Linked DNA regions of Homo sapiens: region 2 is linked to region 1. The links are chromatin contacts, found by Hi-C or POLR2A ChIA-PET in ENCODE. All regions are on one chromosome and are shown on one strand. Each heading gives the region's core, a stretch centred on a gene start or an enhancer-like site at or near the end of the contact. The rest is flanking DNA. Distances are from core to core; before and after follow the strand shown. Region 1 overlaps LY86-AS1 (LY86 antisense RNA 1). Region 2 overlaps LY86-AS1 (LY86 antisense RNA 1).

Region 1 (6,082 bases), core at 3,542-6,041:
AAGATGATGTGTTCCTTAGTTATTAGAGTTCTTGCTTTCTTGGGTGCTGGTAACTTTTGAGTTCATATGAGGTTGGATTTAAGCCATGGGAATTCGGAGGGGCTTGCAGAGAAATACTTTCCTCCAGAGATGATTTATGTTTGTTTCTGCAAGGTGCCTGGAGATCCTCAGCTGAACACTTGTCATGACATTTCAGCTCACTCTCAGGTTCTACTGTCACTTTAAGTTGCTAACACAGTCACAGGTCAGAAACTAACATATCCAGCCCCTGGCAGTAGCCAAAGCCCTTCGATTGAATATTAAATCTCCTCTCCTCCTGCCACCTGCAAAGAGAACTATGGGTACTACCCCTCTTCCCTCTTTCCCGTCTTCCCAGCATTCCCTTCCCACCACAGCTTGCCAATTGTAGTCTTTGACTCCTCCAGAATCAGGACCAGGGGAGAGGGGATTAGGGAAAAGGAGCCACACTACAGCAGGGCCATCTTTGTGACAAGTATGGCTGGCTGCTTCTCTCTCTCATAGACACCTTGTGGGTACTTCAAAGATTCTCCTGTTGGATTTTTCCAATTGCAATGCATGAGACGTGGGTGATGCTTTTTTTTTGTTTTTAATCAGAAATTTTTTTTTAGTGCAGTTTTAGGCTTGCAGCAAAATTGAGAAGGTACAGGCATAACTCTTAATTCAGGTAGACAAGGAGGTGACCGCCACATGCACAGCCCCACACATTTACAGCCCCCTATATCAACATCCCCTCCAGTGTGGTACATTCGTTACAATTGATGAGCCTACATTGACACATCATCACTCAAAGCCCACAGTTTACATTAGACCTCACTCTTGCTGTTATACATTCTATAAATTTTGATGAATGTATAATGAGATGTGTCCATCATTATAGTATCATACAGAGTGGTTTCAGTTCCCTCAAATCCTCTGTGCTCCACCCATTTATCCCTCCCTCCCCTCTAATCCCTGGCACCACTGATCTTTTTACTGTCTTCCTAGTTTTGCCTTTTCCAGAATGTCATACAATTGGAATCATACAGTGTGCATGAAGAAGCCTTTTCAGATTTGCCTCTTTCACTTGGTAATACACATTTAAGCTTCCTCCATATGTTTTCATTACTTGATAGCTCATTTCTTCTTCAGAGCTGAGTAATATTCCATTGTACGGGCGTACCACAGCTTTTTCATCCATTCACTCCCTGCAGGACATCTTGATTGCTTCCAAGCTTTGGCAATTATGAGTGAAACTGCTGTACACATCTGTGTGCCATTTTCTCTATGGACATGAGTTTTCACCTCCTTTGGGTAAATGTCAAGGAGTGTGAATGATGGCTCCTGTGGTAAGAGTATGTTTGGTTTTGTAAGAACTGCCCATTGTCTTCCAAAGTGGGTGACGGCCTTTCTCCCAATGGAACCAGCTGCTTCCCCTCAGCCCGCCTGCAGTTCTTCTTGCAGACTCTTAGGAGGAGTCCATTACCTCCTCCATCCTGGCCACTGGACAAGGTCTTAAAGTGCCTTCAGGCTGACTTTCCCCCCTACATGGACCACATCTGGCCCACGGAGCACCCCATAAATTCCTCAGGGAGTACAGTTACTTCCTTGATGCAATAGCACCTCCCCTGCGCTGCACCTTGCCAGCTGGTGCCTCCTCCCCTGTTCTTGCCTAGTAACTATGGATTGAATACAAAACATGGTGTGGCAAGGAATATGTTCCCTTCCTCCAGAAAGGCTTTCTTTGCTTGTGGCAGAAGACAGACTGCATGCAGGCCATCTGCACACGTCCCAGCAGAAACCGAGCCCATCAGAGCCTGTGTTGCTCTTGTCTGAAGGCCGCTCACCTGCTGGCCCTTACTCTTGCCACTTGGTCTCCTGGGTCTCAGCTGACAACCTGAGCTACTTACAGGGCGCCTGCTCCTTTGTGCCTGAACTGACAGTTACGTCCACCCAGCACCACCAGCGTGCCAGCATCTTGGCTTAGCTCTCCAGCCTCTTAGCAGCTGCTTCTGTTTGGTTTCTGGGCATTGCATTGTTCACACGCACAGCTTAGACATCAGGAAATGGTTTGAAGAGAAATCGCACGAAGACACAATTTTCCCTGGTTCCCTTTTCTCTGTGTTCATGGCCCATCAAGTCCTGACAACTTTGTATCCTGAATTCCAATTTTTTTGACTGTGGCAAGCTATGAGCTGCCACTTTCTGTTTGGGTTTCACACCCCATGACAGGACCTGAATCAGCGAATGCTCCCGGGGGACAAAAACAGCTGCAAAGAAAGAACTGACTTCAATGCACTTGTCTCCTTTCGAACATCTTGGCCCTTGGATTCCAGCAACCTTGGCTGCTCTTTGATGTTCTCAGACTACTCTATTACATTTTATTTGGTTTGGTTTTCACAGTTCTTCAGCAGGAGGGTTATTCTGGTACAAAATACTCCCTCACAGCCAGAAATGGAAATCCCCTTTAAGTTTTTTGAGGTTTTGTTTTTGTTTTTGTTTTTTTCAAAAAATGTACTAGGTGGCATTTTTCTTATATAATGAACATGTTTTCTCTTCGCTTTAAATGTGAAAGATAATTTGACATAGAACAAAAATGTTTGGTTCACAAACACTTTATCCTCAAAATTCTGTAGATGTGGTTCCATATTCTTTTTTTTTTCCCCCCCGGAGACAGAGTTTTGCTCTTGTTGCCCAGGCTGGAGTGCAATGGCGCCATCTCAGCTCACAGCAACCTGTGCCTTTCAGGTTCAAGCAATTCTCCTGCCTCAGCCTCGCAAGTAGCTAGGATTACAGGCATACACCAGCTAATTTTGTATTTTTATTTTTAGTAGAGACGGGGTTTCACCATGTTGGCCAGGCTGGTCTCGAACTCCTGACCTCAGGTGATCCTCCCAAAGTGCTGGGATTACAGGCATGAGCCACTGAGCCCAGCCAGCCATATTCTTTTTGCACTCGATGATTCAGAGGATAACTCCAATGTGGGCCCTACCTTTGTTCCTTTGTGAAAATTAAATTAAATTAATTGGACATTAATTAAATTAACGTTTCAAACAATACACTAAAAAGACTGAGATCATATACAAAACAATGTCTGCACGGATGTTCTGCAGAGGTGGCTGAGAAGGGATCCCACAGCTCCCAAGCCCTTGCCACAACCAGAGGGCAGGGGCCAGTGGGCAGCTGGGTGCAGGGATTATTTGTGAGGAGGGGTTTGGGAGGTGGTTTTAGAGTGTTTCTTCCAAGCCCTCCCTGGCTCTTCCACAAGTGTTGGGGTGAAGTGGTGCAGAGGGAGACATTGTGTCATGGAGCCCTGGGAAGCACTGAGATTAAGAAACCTCTCTCAGGAGGCTGAGATGGGCAGATCACGAGGTCAGGAGTTCGAGACCAGCCTGACCAACATGGTGAAACCCCGTCTCTACTAAAAATACAAAAATTAGCCAGGCGTGGTGGTGGGCACCTGTAATCCCAGCTACTCAGGAGGCAGGGGCAGAAGAATTGCTTGAACCCAGGAGGCGGAGGGGCAGAGGTTGCAGTGAGCCCAGATCGCACCATTGCACTCCAGCCTGGGTGACAGAGTGAGACTGTCTCAAAAAAAAAAAAAGAAGAAACCTCTCTCATTTAGCCTTCTATCTAACGATGTTTCTATACTGACCATGTTTAGAAATTAGCAAATAGCATATGGTCTCAACTAAATTAAACACCCACAGGAAAAAAATAGTTTAAGGAAACATACCAAAAGGATTATTATGTATTTAGAATCCGGGTAATATTTAATTTTTGTTTTCATATATTTCCTTATTTTCCAAAAATTGAGAAGAACATCTACTAGTTTCATAATGAAAAATCATATTTTCTAAATGCCTAAACACACAATGTTTAACATAACACTACGTACGCCGTACATGTATAACATACAATTAGGTAAAAATTATCCACATGGAAAACACCTGGATAGAACTCCCCTCCCTCCACACACACACACAAAAATCCCAGTGTTTTCCTCTGCATAGCGATTTCTCTATACATATCTGTAAATTTTCAAATTTTTATGTAATGGAGGAGGGAAGGGGAAACTTTAAAACACCAGTCCCAGAAATATGGCCCACCTGTGTGTGGGTGGTTAAGGAGCACACCTGGAACATTCACACCAGGTTCCCCTGGGAGCCCAGTGTCCTCCCCCACTCCAAAACCACGCCCGGCTACTTCTTGTATTTTTAGTAGAGATGAGGTCTCACCACCTTGGCCAGGCTGGTCTCCAGCTCCTGAGCTCAAATGATCCACCCGCCTCAGCCTCCCAAAGTGTTGGGATTACAGGCGTGAGCCACCGCACCCGGCGGTTCGTTTCATTTTCCTTCACTACCTTTCCTCGCTCACTCCACTGGCTCGTTCTTGGAGCCCCGACTCCTCTACACTGGGTCCCACTACACTGGCCCTTGGTACATACATTCCCACACTGTCAATCAACTCTTTCACCCCCACTCTGCGAGTCCCATCTCCCCAGGAGCCCGCGAGCTCCTGGGACAAGGATGTGACCATCCCCAAGCTCCTTCTCCAGGCTGAGCTGGGGGTGGGGGGGCTTTCCACAAATAAGATTAAACTGAACAGGCGCCCTTCCTCCCTCAGCCTTTCCTGGCCCTCATCCTTGAATTCCCAGCCCCCAGCTTTGCTTGGGAAATCAAAAGACGCCAAAAGGCAAAAAAACAGCTCACTGGGGAGAAAAACCCGAGTCTCCCTCCCAGGTCAGTAATTAGTGCGGCCGGAGGAAGAGCAGCCCCTGGCACAGTCGGGTCCTTAACAGCTCCCGCCCCAGAAGCTGCCTTCGGATGAACAGCCGGGTGAATCGCCATGAAAAATTAATCAGCCTCCGCCTGTCCGCGGCCTAGATGGGCGCAAAGCAGATGACCTGGCAGGAACCAGCCGCAGTGAAGCCACCGCAACCGCAGCCGCAGCCGCGGAGGGGAGGCCGTGCACCCGCCCGCCGGGAGAGCCGCGCGCCTGAGCCGGGCGCACGTGGGAAGTGGGCCACGAGACTGGAGTCCACCGAGATGGAGGCCCCGGCACTCGGGCTCAGGCCTTTGTGCTTAGCACGTACTGTTGGAATCCAGCACGCCCTGCTCCGGCGGGCGCCTCCGATCCTGAAGCGCGCACCTGGGAACTCACGCACCGCCCAGCCGCGAGGGGCTTGGCCTGGCTGAAAGCCACATTATTCTCGAAAACAACCGTGGGAAGCACACGCTGAGCTCCCGGGGCCCCTAGAGTATGCAAAGAGGCCGGCCCTGCGAGACTAAATAAGTCTCTCCCCCTAGGACCTAGTCCCTTGCCACCGGCTCCCGCGGCCACCGCGCAGCCAGAGTGCACCGTCCCTAGGGCTTTGGCGGTGGCCAGAGCCAGCAAGTGCGGCGGCCTGGAGCTGGGGTGGTGAGGGCGGATGGCAGGTTGGAGAAATGCAGCCGAGCCGCAGGTTTCTAGAGGCCTCTACAGCCCCTGCCATCTGGGCACTGCACAGACAGACGCTGCGTGAGACCTGGAGCTCGCCACCTCCATGCGGCGCTGCCAGCCACTCCGCTGCGGGTGCAGGAGCGTTCCATGTCGGGGACTGAGGGACCAGCGCCGGCTCCCCAGTTTCTCTGCATTGTGAAGTCATTTTCTTAAACTCGGGCTTTAAATAACCACCGATGACTTGCCTACGGGCCACGCAGATGCTATACTCTGACCTCGCTGGGATGTGCAGAAGTATTCTACTGTTTTGCTTTTGAATCAAATTAGGGAGTTTAGAGAAGTTTTAGATTCAGGTCAGGCTTTCCCAGGACCTCCAGGCTGTGGACTGTGCTCGAGCTTAGGCCAACAGCGCCATCTGGTGGTTATGATCCGCATGTACCCGCCAATGCCTGCAGACCGGAGAGAGTGATGTAATGGTCCACAATTGTTCCTGAAGCCAGCTCTGCAGCAGGCCAGATGTTATGGGTGTTTTATACCCCAGTTTTTCGTGTAAGTCACTGAGCGAGGGGGTTTCTTCATAGGACGAATGCTATATGCTGTAATGGAAATTCCCCTTTTTGCAATCTATTCTAGAGAGGGTGGA
Region 2 (6,815 bases), core at 2,224-4,723, 170 kb before region 1:
TGTGAGGGTCTCACCAGTAGACAGAATTCATTTCAGGTGCCTCAAATGAAGGTACTAAGAGGAGGGATTCCTCACTTAGATGAGGACAGGTTTGAGAAGACCAGCAGGAATGCTGAAGCACCCAGAAACCAATGGCAGCAGAAAGGTAGAACTGCTCCTAGGGCTGAAGAGGCAAAGGATGGAGATTGTGGTACCCAAGCCCAGTGAGCACTGGAGCTCTGATGAAGCCAGTCCAAGTGGAGGGGCCATGCAGCAGGAGCAGGGGTGTGAGGACCAAGCAGGGAGGGAACCGGAAGAAGCATGCCGACCCCTCTCGCCTCCTGTTCTCTGGTCTCCCCTTAGGGCCACCATTCACTGAGGCCAACAGAACTAGACAGGCAAGGAGCCAGGGATGCAGTTAATCAAGGTCAACCTCCCAGAGCATAGAGCTGGGATAGGGGAGCAAAATAACTAGCAGGGTAGTTATTGGGGGTGGGGGAGCTCTGAAATCAGCATTAAAAATAAATCCTCAAGAAATCCTTTTGCAGTGACCCCTCCACCACCACCACCACCACCACCACCACCACTGCCCCCCTCCCCACCCACCCCGCCGCTGCCCAGACACATCTTGAAGACACTGTCTTGGGGGAAGGAGCCAGAAAGCCTGAAAGCCCCGGGCAGCCAGGAGTGGAGACAAAGGTGGAAATGGAGTAGACGGAGTTGATAGAAGGGATGCCAAACACGATGTCACAACTGTGATCCACAGAGTGGTGCTATTTCTCCCCTTCAGTTCCCACACAGAATCTGTATATAGGACGACACCTTTGCATACTGCATCACTTCAGCAGGCTCTGAACTGCAAAGCATGTAACTATGGTTTCTGTGGACAAGCAAGCACCTGAAATAGATTTATGTGTCTGGGAAAGTAAACAATCTCTCCTTTGCAGACCCAAATGTGACATGGAGTATACTAAAACCATAAGCACACACTCTGGTTCCTTTACAGATGGTATAAATCTTTCGCCTTGGCCGGGCGCGGTGGCTCACGCCTGTAATCCCAGCACTTTGGGAGGCCGAGGCGGGTGGATCACGAGGTCAGGAGATCGAGACCATCCTGGCTAACACGGTGAAACCCCGTCTCTACTAAATATACAAAAAATTAGCTGGTCGTGGTGGCGGGCGCCTGTAGTCCCAGATACGCGGGAGGCTGAGGCAGGAGAATGGCGTGAACCCAGCGGGCGGAGCTTGCAGTGAGCCGAGATCACGCCACTGTGCTCCAGCCTGGGCGACAGAGCGAGACTCCGTCTCAAAAAAAAAAAAAAAAAAAAAAAATCTTTCGCCTTTTACTAAAACCATGAGCATCATTATTCTAAACACTATGTCCACTTTCAGGTAATCACTCAGATTAAGTCATAAGTCTGCATATTTCTGAGAAAGGTGCAACAAAAAGCAACTTTGTAATGTGTACAAATTACACAAATACGTTGTTAACCTTGGGCAAGCAAGAAGTAGCTAATTTAATAAATCGTAAGTTCTGTGAAGTTTGAGGTTTTTAACACGCAATAGGCATAAATTACACAATCACAGGATTCATTCTTCTTTTTTTTTTCCGAGACGGAGTCTTACTCTTGTCACCCAGGCTGGAGTGCAGTGGCACAATCTTGGCTTCCTGCAACCTCCACCTCCCAGGCTCAAGCAATTCTCGTGCCTCAGCCTCCTGAGTAGCTGGGATTACAGGCTTGTGCCACCATGCCCAGCTCATTTTTTTTTTTAGTAGAGACGGGGTTTCACCATGTTGGCCAGCCTGGTCTCAAACTCCTGACCTCAAGTGATCCACTTTGGCCTCCCAAAGTGCTGGGATTACAGGCATGAGCCACCGCACCCGGCCAGGATTTATTCTTATTTACTCATTTATTTAACTAACATTTACTGAACTCCTGTAATATGCCAGGAGCTAATCTAGCTGCTGAACAAAACAGGAAAGACCTGGGCCTTGGTGGAACTGAAATAGCTGAAGCTGGGGCAAATTACACTCTGGCTTCCTTTCTACCACATCACAGGTTTTTGGAGTTTAGAAAGACTGAATTGCCCTTTGCAGAACTTTATTGAAAATGCTGATGTCTTCCTAAGAGCAGGTGTATGGAGTAAAATTCTAGGCTGTGTCTCATAGACTCTGCCTGCCAAAGCTTGGCATGCCTCTCTTCCTCCCGCCCTCCCTCCCTCTCTCTCCCTTCTCCCGTCCTTCCTCCTTTCCTCCCTCCCTCCTTTCCTGTCATCCTTCCACCCTTCCTTTTCTTCTCTTTCTTTCTCTCTTTTTTCTCTTATCTGCTCTCTTTCTTTTTTATCCCCCAATCACACCCAAACTGTTATACTAGTTCTGTTCTGGAGTACAACCTTCAACAAAGCAAAACAAAACAAAAACACCCAAGGGTTTTATTTATTTATTTATTTAATTTTTTGAGATGGAGTTTTGCTCTTTTTGCCCAGTCTGGAGTGCAGTGGCACAATCTTGGCTCACTGCAACCTCCACCTCCCAGGTTCAAGCAATTCTCCTGCCTCAGCCTCCCGAGTAGTTGGGATTACAGGCATGCACCACCACACTTAGCTAATTTTTGTATTTTTAGTACAGACAGGGTTTCGCCGTGTTGGCCAGGCTGGTCTCGGACTCCTGACCTCAGGTGATCCGCCCGCTTGGCCTTCCAAAGTGCTGGGATTACAGATGTAAGCCACTGCTCCTGGCCTCAAGGGTCTTTTAGATTGAAGTAAAAAAAAAAAATTGGAATTTGTTAAATTGGTAGCCTACTTTGTGTTCCTATAAGCAAACAGAAAGTACTTCTCCCAAGGCACTGCCATACCACTATTTGACCATATTTTATTTATCAGTGACTCTCCAGGTCTAACCAGGGTGACCAACTTATCCTGGTTTTAACACTAACTCTTCAATCTCCTGGAAGCCAAGACAGTCAGTCACCCTTCCTGTAACACAATAATACCTAGCAGATTCTTTATACACACTTTCTATATGAATAAAGAAATACCCTCATAAAAATATGCAATACTCATCCACACACTTCATTGATTCAATTTTCTATAAGATGTTTTCTCATGTAAAAACAGAAAAAGGAGACTTTCATACACAAGGCTATTTCCAATTATAACCATTAAAAATCAAATGTTTTAGGTTTGAACGTTAAAATATTTAAAATCTCATATAAACTCAGTATGCAATATGTTTATTTTAGTATTCTTAGAGAAAAATGTCAGAGTATTTATTCTTGTTATACTCTGTAACTTTCATTCTGCCAAATGTAGGTGGGGTGAGCAAATAGATTTTTGAAAATAGATTCTGAAAACCAGATTTAAAAAAATCTAATGGTTTCAGGCAGTCATAAACTTGGGATTATGGCTTTCTGCAGGGCAGAAGTAATGAGGCGTGAATAAATATTGTTGATCTCACTTCCTCCCTCTGTAAATGACCAACAAGAGCCATGTTGTACATGTAACGCCACTGACTCACAGGCAGAGGAACCCAAACAACTTCATTTGTGCTTCATAGTTGAAGACAGCCCCTGTTGCGTGACCTCAGGCTAAATAAGCCATCACAGGTCCAGAGACAATTCTTCCTGCAGACACACTTCCCAGCCCAGCTCATCAGGAGACGCTAGCTCAGGCACAGTCTCTCCCACTCGAAAGCTTTATTAGCCATTATCCTTCGTGACTTCAAGGTGAGATCTCAACACACAGTAAAAACTGCTCATTTTCCATTGCTTCTCACCTAACAGGCAAATCTATTTCCCTTATAGGACAGGAATTACAAGTGTAAATGCCACCTACACAGCTATTTCACTGCAGGGGCCACCCCACCAAAAAGAGAGTATCTTAGCCATGGGATATGCTTTTCTGTGGTTTAAACCAAGTTTAAGTAAGAACGGGTCACAGTTTTATTTTCCTTCCTCCCTCCTCCTCTCCCTCCATTCTTTCATTCTTTCTTCCTTCCTTCTCTTTCTTTCTTTCTTCTCCTTCCTTCCTTTCTTTTTTCCTTTTCTTCCTCATGAGACTGCAGAAAAAACTTATAAAATACTAATCAACAGTTTGCAAGACTAACGTTCCTTAGAAAACAGCTTAGGAAGTACTGCTGTGAACATCGAATGGAGATTAATGATCTACCCTGTCCTCCTCATTTCAGCAGAATGTTCTGAACCTATGTTCTCACCTTTACTCCTTAATGGAGAGCTGCATGGGGGAAGTGCATCGGTTTCAGGCCCAACTTGGTCGCCAAACCACTGCTGGGTGTCATCTCTTCACCTCTACAATGGGAGTTTGGAATGAGGCATTCTTCAATGTTCCTTCAGTTCTAATCATGTTCTACATTAATTGGTACACATGCATGCACACACACACTCCAATGTAACCACATATAAAGGCATGGACAAAGTTGTTTCCCTCATCTCTCAAAACACTGTTGAAGTTCCAACCCCCAGTACCTCAGAATGTGACTTTATTTGGAGATAGGGCCTTAAATAGGTGATTAACTTAAAATGAGGCCATTAAAGTAGGGCTCTAATGGATTATGACTGGTGTCTATTTTTAAGAGGAGGAAAAGACACAAGGGATGCATGTGAAGAGAGAGAAGGGCATGTGAGGACACAAGGAAAAAGGACACCGTCTGCAAGCCAAGGAGAGAGCCCTCGGAAGGAACCCACCCTGACAACACCTTGACCTTGGACTTCCAGCTTCCAGAACTGTGAGAAATACATTTATGTTGTTTAAGCTGCCCAGTCTGGTATTTTGTGTGTTGCAAATATGTCCCCTTTCTATCAAGGAAGATCTGCATTGATGCTCTGATCCCAAATGTATGTGCAACATGAGAGAAACTGAAGATTTGTCTGGAAGACCCAGACTTGGATCCAAATGGTGCAGTTGGAATAACTTCCTTCAGGAAGATAATCCATACTGATGTGGTTTATGGCTGACCTTTAACCACAACCTCATGGCATGTCTTCGTTCTCTTGAAACCTGCAGCAGAACAAGCCTCATGCTGGAAAAGCCATGGCTGACATGGGCTTCTCCCCTTTGCTAAGATTCACGAAGACCCAGAAAATTCTACAAGTATTTACTGAGCACTCATCATGCACTGGGAGTGGTGCAAGACACAAGATAAATAAAACTGGGGCCTCCTGCCCCTGGAGAACTTACAAGTGAAGGATGATGGACATACAAGCAGCTCCACTAAGCCAGATGGTGTTTTGCTCAAGAAACTAAATGCTATGGAAGTTTTATCTGTGAGGAATTATATTTCATTACGAATAAAAGAAGTCCTAGGGAAAAGTGGCTCAAACAAGTAAGGACTTTATTTTTCCTATACAACTAGAATTCCAGAAGTTCATGGTTGCTGGTGTTGCTTCAAGGCTTCAAAGATGTTAGGGTCAAGGTCTTTGCAACAACTGTTTTCCCCCAGCTTTATTAAGATGTAATTGACCAATAAAAATTGTATACATTGACAGTATACAATGTGAGATCTCCACCTATGCATACACAGTGAAATGGTTAAATCAAGGTGTTTAACATCTCCATCACCTCCATACTTATTTTTATGTGGTGAGGACATTTAGCATCTGCAACAATCTTGATGGTCCCTTGTAGTTTCAAAGTGGTTACTCTAGCCACTGTGTCACATTGTGTTTTAAGGAGATAAAAGAAGGAAGGAGGAAAAGAGCAAAAGGCAGACCAATGCCAGCTGCATCTGCAGCCCATTTTAGAGGCTTTCTCCTTGAATCCCACCCACCTACTTCCATTAACATCTCACTGGCCAGACCAGTGCTCCATAACCTCTGGGCCTAGAGAGAGGCTGAGAAATGCATTTTTTTTTCACCTAGGCACTTTGCTGCTCATCCCTCCAACAAGAATGAGAAGGAGAAGTAGAGGGAGAATAGATTTGGGGTAGGCAAAACAAACAGAGAGCAAGGAGAGGTGTGTTCATCTGCAATGGCTCATTCCATGTTGTTAGAGGATGTGAGGTGTGAGCTGAGTCCAGAGGCAAGCAGTGTGGAAAGAGCAGTCTATGCAGAGGGGTCATCACCGCAAAGACAGAAGGTTCAAGACCACAGATCACATAAGAACCTCCGAGGCTAGGGCTTAGCATGTATGGGCAGTGAGAGAAAGTACCAGAAGATCAGTTAGAACATGCAGATGGGGGCTAACTGGTGAGTTTACTAGTTTCCTAGCGCTGCCATAACAAATACCATAGCCTGGGTGCCTTAAATACCAGATTGATTTCCTCACAGTTCTGCAGGCTAGAACTCCAAAGTCAAGGTGTCAGCAGGGTTGCTTTCTCCTGAGGCCTCTCCCCTTGGCTTGCACGAAGCTGTCTATCACTGCATCCTCACATGGTCACAGATGTATGCACACATCTCTCTGCATGTCCAAGTTTCCTCTTCTTATAAGGATACCAGCGACATTGGATCAGGGTCCACCCTAATGGCCTCAGTGTAACTTAATCACCATTTTAAAGGTCCTATCTTCAAATATGGTTGCATTCTGAGGTATTGGGGGTTAGGCCTTCGACACAGGAATTTGGGGGTGGGAGGGCAAGACATGACCAGAATTCAACCCATAACAGGGAGAATCTTAAAATCTAGGCCAAGGAGTTTGTGTTTTGTTCTGTATGCAAGAGGAAGACAGCAGACGTTCTGAGCGGGGAGAAACATTATTAGAGTTATTATTTTTTAGCAGGCTAGTCCTTTGTTCCCATTGTGTAGGATGCATTAGCAGCACGGAAACCCAAGGGAAACCATGGCTTTAGTGAGGGCAAGAGGGAATGATGATCTGAATTAGGG

The links. A loop is a pair of places that touch in the nucleus more often than their neighbours do. ChIA-PET counts read pairs that join two places held with the same protein, here RNA polymerase II (POLR2A). Pooled maps may share reads with other maps.
Region 2: a loop to region 1 is called in a map of B cell, with 20 times the contacts of the local background. The contact joins two enhancer-like sites. A Hi-C loop is called at or near these places in 2 of 168 maps with a recorded cell type or tissue (B cell and mammary epithelial cell), 2 of 37 single-sample maps with no recorded cell type and 5 of 50 pooled maps. POLR2A ChIA-PET finds 5 or more read pairs at or near these places in 3 of 52 experiments (K562 and WTC11).

The regions. Positions count from the first base shown.
Region 1 is chr6:6,541,385-6,547,466 of GRCh38, forward strand. The region is part of intron 3 of LY86-AS1 (LY86 antisense RNA 1); the gene reads right to left. Among named protein-coding and RNA genes, the nearest start is that of LY86, 44 kb to the right of the region's middle. RefSeq lists enhancers at 5,619-5,678, 5,759-5,808, 5,899-5,948. Within about 2 kb of position 4,792, at least 5 of the 41 ENCODE cell types and tissues checked have a DNase peak (open chromatin) inside an H3K27ac peak, as active enhancers do.
Region 2 is chr6:6,376,283-6,383,097 of GRCh38, forward strand. All of the region lies in intron 4 of LY86-AS1 (LY86 antisense RNA 1), which reads right to left. Among named protein-coding and RNA genes, the nearest start is that of F13A1, 59 kb to the left of the region's middle. Within about 2 kb of position 3,474, at least 2 of the 41 ENCODE cell types and tissues checked have a DNase peak (open chromatin) inside an H3K27ac peak, as active enhancers do.